2 separate regions of the Homo sapiens genome follow, and region 1 is linked to region 2. Evidence: chromatin contacts called from ENCODE Hi-C or POLR2A ChIA-PET data. All regions are on one chromosome and are shown on one strand. Each heading gives the region's core, a stretch centred on a gene start or an enhancer-like site at or near the end of the contact. The rest is flanking DNA. Distances are from core to core; before and after follow the strand shown.

The links. A loop is a pair of places that touch in the nucleus more often than their neighbours do. ChIA-PET counts read pairs that join two places held with the same protein, here RNA polymerase II (POLR2A). Pooled maps may share reads with other maps.
Region 1: a map of ascending aorta shows a loop between it and region 2 (2.1-fold over the local background). The contact joins two enhancer-like sites. A Hi-C loop is called at or near these places in 2 of 168 maps with a recorded cell type or tissue (ascending aorta and heart left ventricle) and 2 of 50 pooled maps. POLR2A ChIA-PET finds 5 or more read pairs at or near these places in 1 of 52 experiments (HEK293).

The regions. Positions count from the first base shown.
Region 1 is chr7:50,709,446-50,712,915 of GRCh38, forward strand. The region is part of intron 4 of GRB10 (growth factor receptor bound protein 10); the gene reads right to left. Among named protein-coding and RNA genes, the nearest start is that of GRB10, 72 kb to the right of the region's middle. Within about 2 kb of position 1,959, at least 6 of the 41 ENCODE cell types and tissues checked have a DNase peak (open chromatin) inside an H3K27ac peak, as active enhancers do.
Region 2 is chr7:50,867,445-50,871,276 of GRCh38, forward strand. No RefSeq gene overlaps it. Among named protein-coding and RNA genes, the nearest start is that of GRB10, 86 kb to the left of the region's middle. RefSeq lists an enhancer at 406-906. Within about 2 kb of position 2,112, at least 4 of the 41 ENCODE cell types and tissues checked have a DNase peak (open chromatin) inside an H3K27ac peak, as active enhancers do.

The DNA.
Region 1 (3,470 bases), core at 709-3,208, 160 kb before region 2:
AGCCACGTTTTGGGGATTGCACAAATGCCCCCTGGCCTCACTCCCTCTCCTTGCTGGCCTCAGGCTGGGACCCACAACTCAGCTGCTTTCTCCAGACCCCTCCATTAAACTCTTTTTTTTTGCTCCCCACCCCCACCCCGCGCCCTCCGGAGGGTGCCTGCTGCAGACTGCCGAGACCCTGGCTAACAGAGGCAGGTGGCTTAACTTCCCTCACTCTGTGGATTAAGGGCTGGAGGTTTCAAAGAGTACACATAAAAAGTGACTCGTGGGAGGAAGAAAATGGTGAGCTGTGCTGTGGACTGTGGGCATGCCTGTTAGGGTACCAGGTGGCCTGGTGTGGCTGGTCCTCACCTTGGAGAACATGGTAGAAATGCAGGCTCCCAGGCCCCAGCCAGAGCTGCTAAGTCAGGCCCATGATGGGGGACCCAGGTGTCTATGTGTGAACTGCCCTTCCTAATGTAACGTGGCTCATACCTCCATGGCACTCTAGGAGCCACAACCCAGCTGGTGTTCCTTGACTCCAAAGTGACTGCTGTATGCCTCTCACAGCACTCGGCCCTGGGTGCTCACTATGTAGAATGTTCTCTACCCCATCCACCATGCACACCCCATCAACCCATCCTCAAGGCTCATCCCTTTGGCACTTTCTCTGACAACCCCAACGAAAAGTCTACCTCCTCGTACCTTACCCAGCAGCCCTGCTTTAATTCCAAGCAGGAAGTAACAAGGGTGAATGGATTGGTGCCCACCCTCTCCCCAGAAACGGGCCTCCTTGACTCATCCTCACAACCCCAGCACATGGCCCAGCCTCACCCCAAGATCTTGGGGAGAGAAGCCTCTGCTTCTCTGTGAGGATAGAGGGACAAGAATGCTCCACCACCCACCTTTCAAAGCCCAGGCTTCAGCAAAAAGCATCACAAGGTAGCCTGGGCACAAAACAGCGAGGAAGCAGCCCCTACCACCAGTCATTGGCGTTCCGTTTCAACTAGAGCATCAAATGCACTCTTGCCTCTGCTGGGTACCAACTAAACACTACAAGATGCACAAGAGGAACCAGCCCCAGAGAACCAGGGTATGTTGTTCATTGGGCGATTCAGGCAGTTTTCTTATCTAAAACTGCAACACACGGATGGAGGGGCAGCGGGAAAACTGGATGAGAGGAGTGCCATCATCAGTGCGGCGGGCACTGCAGGTGACAAATGGAAGGACTGCACAGCAGGCTGGACACTGGCTCAGATCCCAGGCCCCCACATGCTGGTTAGTCTTGGGACTCAGGGCAACTGCCTCACCTTCGGGGTATCTCCACACCTTCCTGAGGCAGAACGACCACTTCATAGGTCACTTCTGAGGTTCAAATTAAAATAACATAAATAAAGGGCTTGCCCAGCAACTAAAGGTACTGAGTGTTCGGTAGACAGCGGGCACTGACCTTACTACGGAACAGAGGGCCGGCAGCTTGCATAGGAGGTCTCTCTCTCCCTCTCTCTACAGTGGGTATCACGTGGCTGTGTCCTCAGCCTGCCCTGTGCACAATATTTTCAGAACCTGGAGAACGGCACAGAAGGCACACTTAATAACTCCACTAAGGTAAACAAAGACCAATGCCACAGAGAGCAGAATGACAGGGATTCGAAATGTCTTCCACCTGGGAGAATGCCCGATCATAACCTACAGGCTTAACAGGGATCAACTTTAAACATTACAGGTATGCAAAAACAGCCAACCAAATTAAAAAAAAAAAAAAAGCAACAGATGAGAACAGTGGATGAGAACTGCTCCTGAGGGTGCAGTTAAAAGGGGCTCTCCCAGCCCTCCCCCACCCCCTGAAACCCTCTCCTGCAGCTACCCTCAGATTTTTGGTGCAAAGGAGAAGACGCAATCCTACACGACCCACCATCCGGGTCCCAGAGCTCCCTGGGGCCTTCCTGCAGGCAGTTTCCCAAACCCCTCCTGCCCAGCCAGGGACATCAGCTGAGACGGGTGGGGCACATTGCTGGAGTCCACCCAAGGGCGCTGAGTCTGCAGATGAACATGTGAACTGCAACAGGGATGGGGTTTGTCATTTCACACAGGATGCACTTAAAGAAGTAAAATGTTTCAAACCGCAAGTCTATTAAGCTATTGCAGCCGAGTGAAGAGTGACTACCTGTGTCACCTGCATTTTGAAAGCGGAGGCATCACCCAGCTCATCAGTTCCCTTCCAATGCCTGATACCCTCTCTACCAACTGCACATATGCCTGCTCTAGAACTCTGAACACACACAAGCCGTCAGATACAGTGTAGTTACAGATTTCACAACTACCCTCCCTCAGCCATGTAATTATACTTTTATTAAATATTAATGTAAAAATGGCAGGGTTTCTACTAATATTATAGTTCCTGGGTACCAGGTACGGTGCTAGACAGTTTACACACATTCCCACTTAAATCCTGTCTCTAATGGGTACTGTTGCTACCTCATCTTTACAGATGAGGAAAAAGGAGGACAGCAGCTTGCCCAGCGAATCACATCTCGTAAGCGTGGGTGTGAGACCCATTGGGGCTGAATCAGAGAACATGTCCTTAACAACCGAGCTATGGGTAACTACAAAATCTGTCACTCAGAGAATTCCTAAAACATGCAGAAACTCCACAAGGCTGAAAAAGGCTGAAAAAAAAAATCCTAAAACATTAGTGAACTTGGTAAAAGCTGCAGTATCAGCACTCCTATTCTGCCAGTTGCAAGGTGTACAAAACTAGTCCCTCAAATGGAAATAACCTTCATAATAAATGAGCCAGAGCCATTTTTCTCACCCAAAGTGACACTGCCTGTTTTGATATTACACTTTAGGTCTATGCAAGAGGAAAGGAAGCAAGAGGTTTTTAAGCAGAGATTTCAGTCAAACTGATCCTTAAACAAAAACAAGAGCTGCTTCCACCAAAAGCCTGAGATGGGGGAAAAAGAAAAGTCAGCAAGCCAGGTGTCTCGTATCAAGGAACAAGGGGGATGCTCTTTACTTACAATTGTATTCACACAGGCTGCTGAGGCCAACATGAAAATATCTGGGCAAGCCCTGGTCAGAGTACAAAAAAACTTTTCTCCCAAATGGTAAGAATGCCTGGCCTGGCAGGGAAAATACCACCACATAAAAAATGATCACATTTTCACTAAAATCATACGGCCTAAAAAACACACAGATCAGTGGCTTGTACTCCATATTCAGGCACTTATTTCCACATAACTACCTCCAAGTGCAGCCATTCTTGAATTAAAAGCAAAAGTAGTGCATGAGCTGCCTCACTTTAACCACCCACTCTGCAGTGTTCAGCACAGAAACATCAATTCTGGTTATTCACAAGGGGAGGAGTCTATCAATCATTTACATTTTAAACAGCTCTATTGAGATATAAATTACATAACATAAATTTCATCTGTTGGAAGTGTACAAACCAATGAATGTTAGTATAATTAAGGATCTGTACAACCATC
Region 2 (3,832 bases), core at 862-3,361:
ATCTCTGTTGTTTACAAACAACAGAAAATTATTTTTTTGCCCTTCTGGTGGTCGGAAAGTCTCGGATTCGTTCAGGTGTCCGCTGAAGGCTGCTTCCAAGGGGCGCCTGTTGCTGCCCTTCCCGGGAGTGAGCGCCGTGTCTTCCGTCCTGCGGCGGAAAGCAAAGGGGGCAAACTCTGTGTAGCCTACTTTATAAGGGCTATGATCCCATTCAGAAGGGACTGTGAATCCCACCCATGACCTAGTCACCTCGTAGAGGCCCCTAAAGCTCATATAAAAGGCAGCACGGGTGCAGGAACACAGCTTCCAGGGGCGCAGGGGATGGCCTGGCTTCTGTGAACTGACTGGCGAGATGAGGCTTTTTGGATGAAGGATTCTAAGATGTATCTCTTTCGAAAAGAGCACGGTTGAGACTGAGACGCACAATACCTGACTGGCTAAGTATGGCAGTGGGCTGGGGTGGCAGTGGTCGCAGGGCTTTAGGTCTTGACACGATGGGGAACCGCGGCAGCAGATGCAGCAAAGGCAGTGAGGCCAACCGAGTCTCTGGGTCTGCAGCCGGGAAGCTCTTGCCTTCTTGGGCAGCAGGTCTGTCTCCTTGGTGCTGGGAGCCTCCTCTATGAGATGGGGCTCCATAATGTGGCTCTACGTTCCCTTTCTCCTCCAGTGTGGAAAAAAAATCCCTGCGTGACACACATTTTTTTCCATATTGGAAGAGAAAGGGAATGCAGACCCATACTGCCTGTGTGCCACACACCATTTGCAAATTAGTAATAACTGTGATATGCACTCATTCACTGAGGGTGCTTTGGACCTCTCTCCCACTCTCCATGAGTGGATGCTACATTTTTCCATAATCTACTGGATCTGCCATTTCCTAGGGACTTGCCTTTTTCCCACAAAACAGAGTTGAGGCAAAGGAAAAGCCAGCCCAGGTAGAAGAGGCAACAAAGGCAAGGGGTGGGGATCCGCATCATGATTTCAGGGAACAGCAAACGTTCCATGGGACTGGAGCCCTGAGTCTGTGAGGAGAAATGAACAAGTCTACCACAGTCATCCAGAATGAGAGGCAAAATTATGTCACAAAAGGTGTGAGTGGGAAAACTGGGCCCAGCGGCAGATTATTCCAGGAAGGGATTGTGCCTTTGTATGTCTCTGCAATGCTAACCTCAATGCCAGTTCCTCAGAGTGTTACAGACATTTGCCATGCATCTGTTACTCAAGTGCTCTGCTCAGAGAGGGTCAGTCTTAAGCCCCCAGGAGCATCCTGTTGTGAATCGGTTCACACTTCTTTGAGATGGGCAAGAGGGAAATGTGATGTATAGGGAGAAGAGGGGTGGAGGAGAGGTTCATTCCCCTAGAGAAGCTGATGGAGACAACCCAAGCTTTAAATAAATCAACTCTGGTCCTTTAAACAAGAAAAGGGGATTTCATTACTATGTTGGTCAGCTGGAGACAGCCCTGGGGCAGAATATGTAACCTATTAAAGAAACAAAACCTCTTGTAAATGCCCTTAAAGCCAACACAGTTCTGTTTAATTCAAATAAATTCTCTTTATCTCTCTAAAAGGGCTTTCTAAAAACTTCAAGCTTATACTTTAATAAAGTTAAATCATTTATATGTAGAGAAATGCAACATTTCATTGCTATAGTACTTTCTATACCTCAGCCTTTTCTTTAATTTAGTCTTTTAATTCAGACTTGCTGAATTCGAATCAACAGCAGAGAGCAGGAACTTTGGAGTCTTATTTACCTGGGGTTCCTCCCCATCTTTCATCTTGGTGGCTGGTCAAGTTAGCCAGCCTCTTGAAGCCTGTGGTTTCCCCTTCTGTACACTGAGGACAATAACAGGACTCATCCCAATGGGCTTGCATGAGGGTCACATGAGGTGATGTGTATTATGCACTCAATGTGCCCAAGACATTTGTGCACGTATTATTATTAAGAACAAACCACAAAGTGGGGTTTACTTTTTGATAGCTTCTTAGTTCTGAGGTAAGTTTATTTCCTTGCTAATATTCCTTTTATCACATATAAAAGAGGTGTGTCTAAATCTCACTGCATCATTATGAAAACATGGCTCACAGTCGAGTCATGTGGGTGGTAGCCAGACACTGTGTCTTTGTTTGGTCATTTAGTGATGCAACCCTTGAAAAATTCTCTCTCTGATAATTCTGTTGGGAACAGTTTCCAAGCCATTAAAATGTTATTCTTCCAAATCCTCCTGCATCGGCAACGGGAAAAAAGACAAAATGCAGTGTCATTTGGGCTTTGCCTAAAATGAATTGAATCCTCCTCAGCAACAGATAGAGTGTGAAATTGATCATGAATTTTCTGAAGTCAGAGTCGTGACTTGCTGATGACATGTGTCACGAATGCAGGTAGAGGGATATCTCCTTAGCATAATTTTCATGGGTTTGGAACTGGAGGTAACTTCTACAGGTGACTGGAGCAGGAATTTACACCTGCAGGGACCAAGGGAAAAGATTTTTTCAGCAAATGAGTGACTATTGATACTTCAGAAAAAACATTTACCTGAGAGAGTTAAGCATTTTGCAGATATTTATTTACATAGAAGTAGTTGGAAATTAATTACAAATAATCCTTATCTATTTTTAAAGCAGTTCCACTAGGGAGAAAACTTGAAAGTCTCGTACAAGGTTATTCTATGCACAGGATAGAAATTTGGAGCCAAAAGAACAAATTAATCCATCCTCCTAATTTTGCAGATGGGAGAAGGCAGGAAATAGGAACCCTGTCTTGGATCATAGAAGTGGTGGTGACCAATGAGGGCCTAGAACAGGGACAGCAAACAGGCTTCTTCTCTGGCCCTGGCTTAGTGGATTGGAAGGGGTTTCATGGACCCCTGTTAGAAGGATATGCACCAAGGACATGACAGCATAAGGGCAACCATGGGGGGCCATTCCTGGACCACTGTCTAAATTACCTATGTTAACTAACCAACATTTATTATACACCAACTGTATGCTTTATCTAATTTTTTTCAACCATGCATACTCCCCCTAAAGGTATGAATTCATAGTCCAGTATAATCATGGCATATCTTCCTAGAGCTTCAATTTTACTTGGTGGGTAGATAATTTACAATGAAAATTTTCTATGAAAGCAAATGGACTAGAAAGCCAAATTCATGTGAACAATAAAACATGCAAGTTAGGGACATGTTATGGTTGTAGTTTTAGACTCTGCTCCTGGGCTTCCCTGTGTAATCCACTCAGAGATATTTTGGCAGAAAAATTTGAGAAGTGGATCCAGATAAAGTAGTTGAAGTTTATTCCTGGAGTCACACATCCTGGAAGGGGTGGCATGGAGGTCTGTGTAACTGAAGAACTGTTGTGCTTTCTGTTACAGAGTCCAGAGTGAAGGGAGGAAGCCTTGAGTTTAAAATCAAGGGCACTGGAACCAGATCAGAGGGGAAGGCAATATTATGGTCTGCCTACTGTGAGGCAGCCACAGCAGAGACTTGAGTATAAATTCAACACAACCATTTTCAACACGTCTCTGAACATGGAGCCCCCTTAAGGTCACATGGCCTACCCACCTTTATAAAGCCTACAAAGACCCTGGATCTCCTAAGAATATAGGGTTTGTTTTGCTGGAGAACAGAAAAGACAGAAGTAGGGGGTGATGTTTAAGTATAGTTTTAAAAACATCATGGGAGACATCAAATGCCTGGCAGAGCCCAAGATATTCTAAGCATTTCTTTGTTTCTGTCTCTCCTTTTTGGCTGGCTTGGACATGCCAGGTTTCACTATATTTGGAGACAGCTAGTTGAGTTCTTCCGGGGTCCCTATGATAACTGGGTGGGCAGC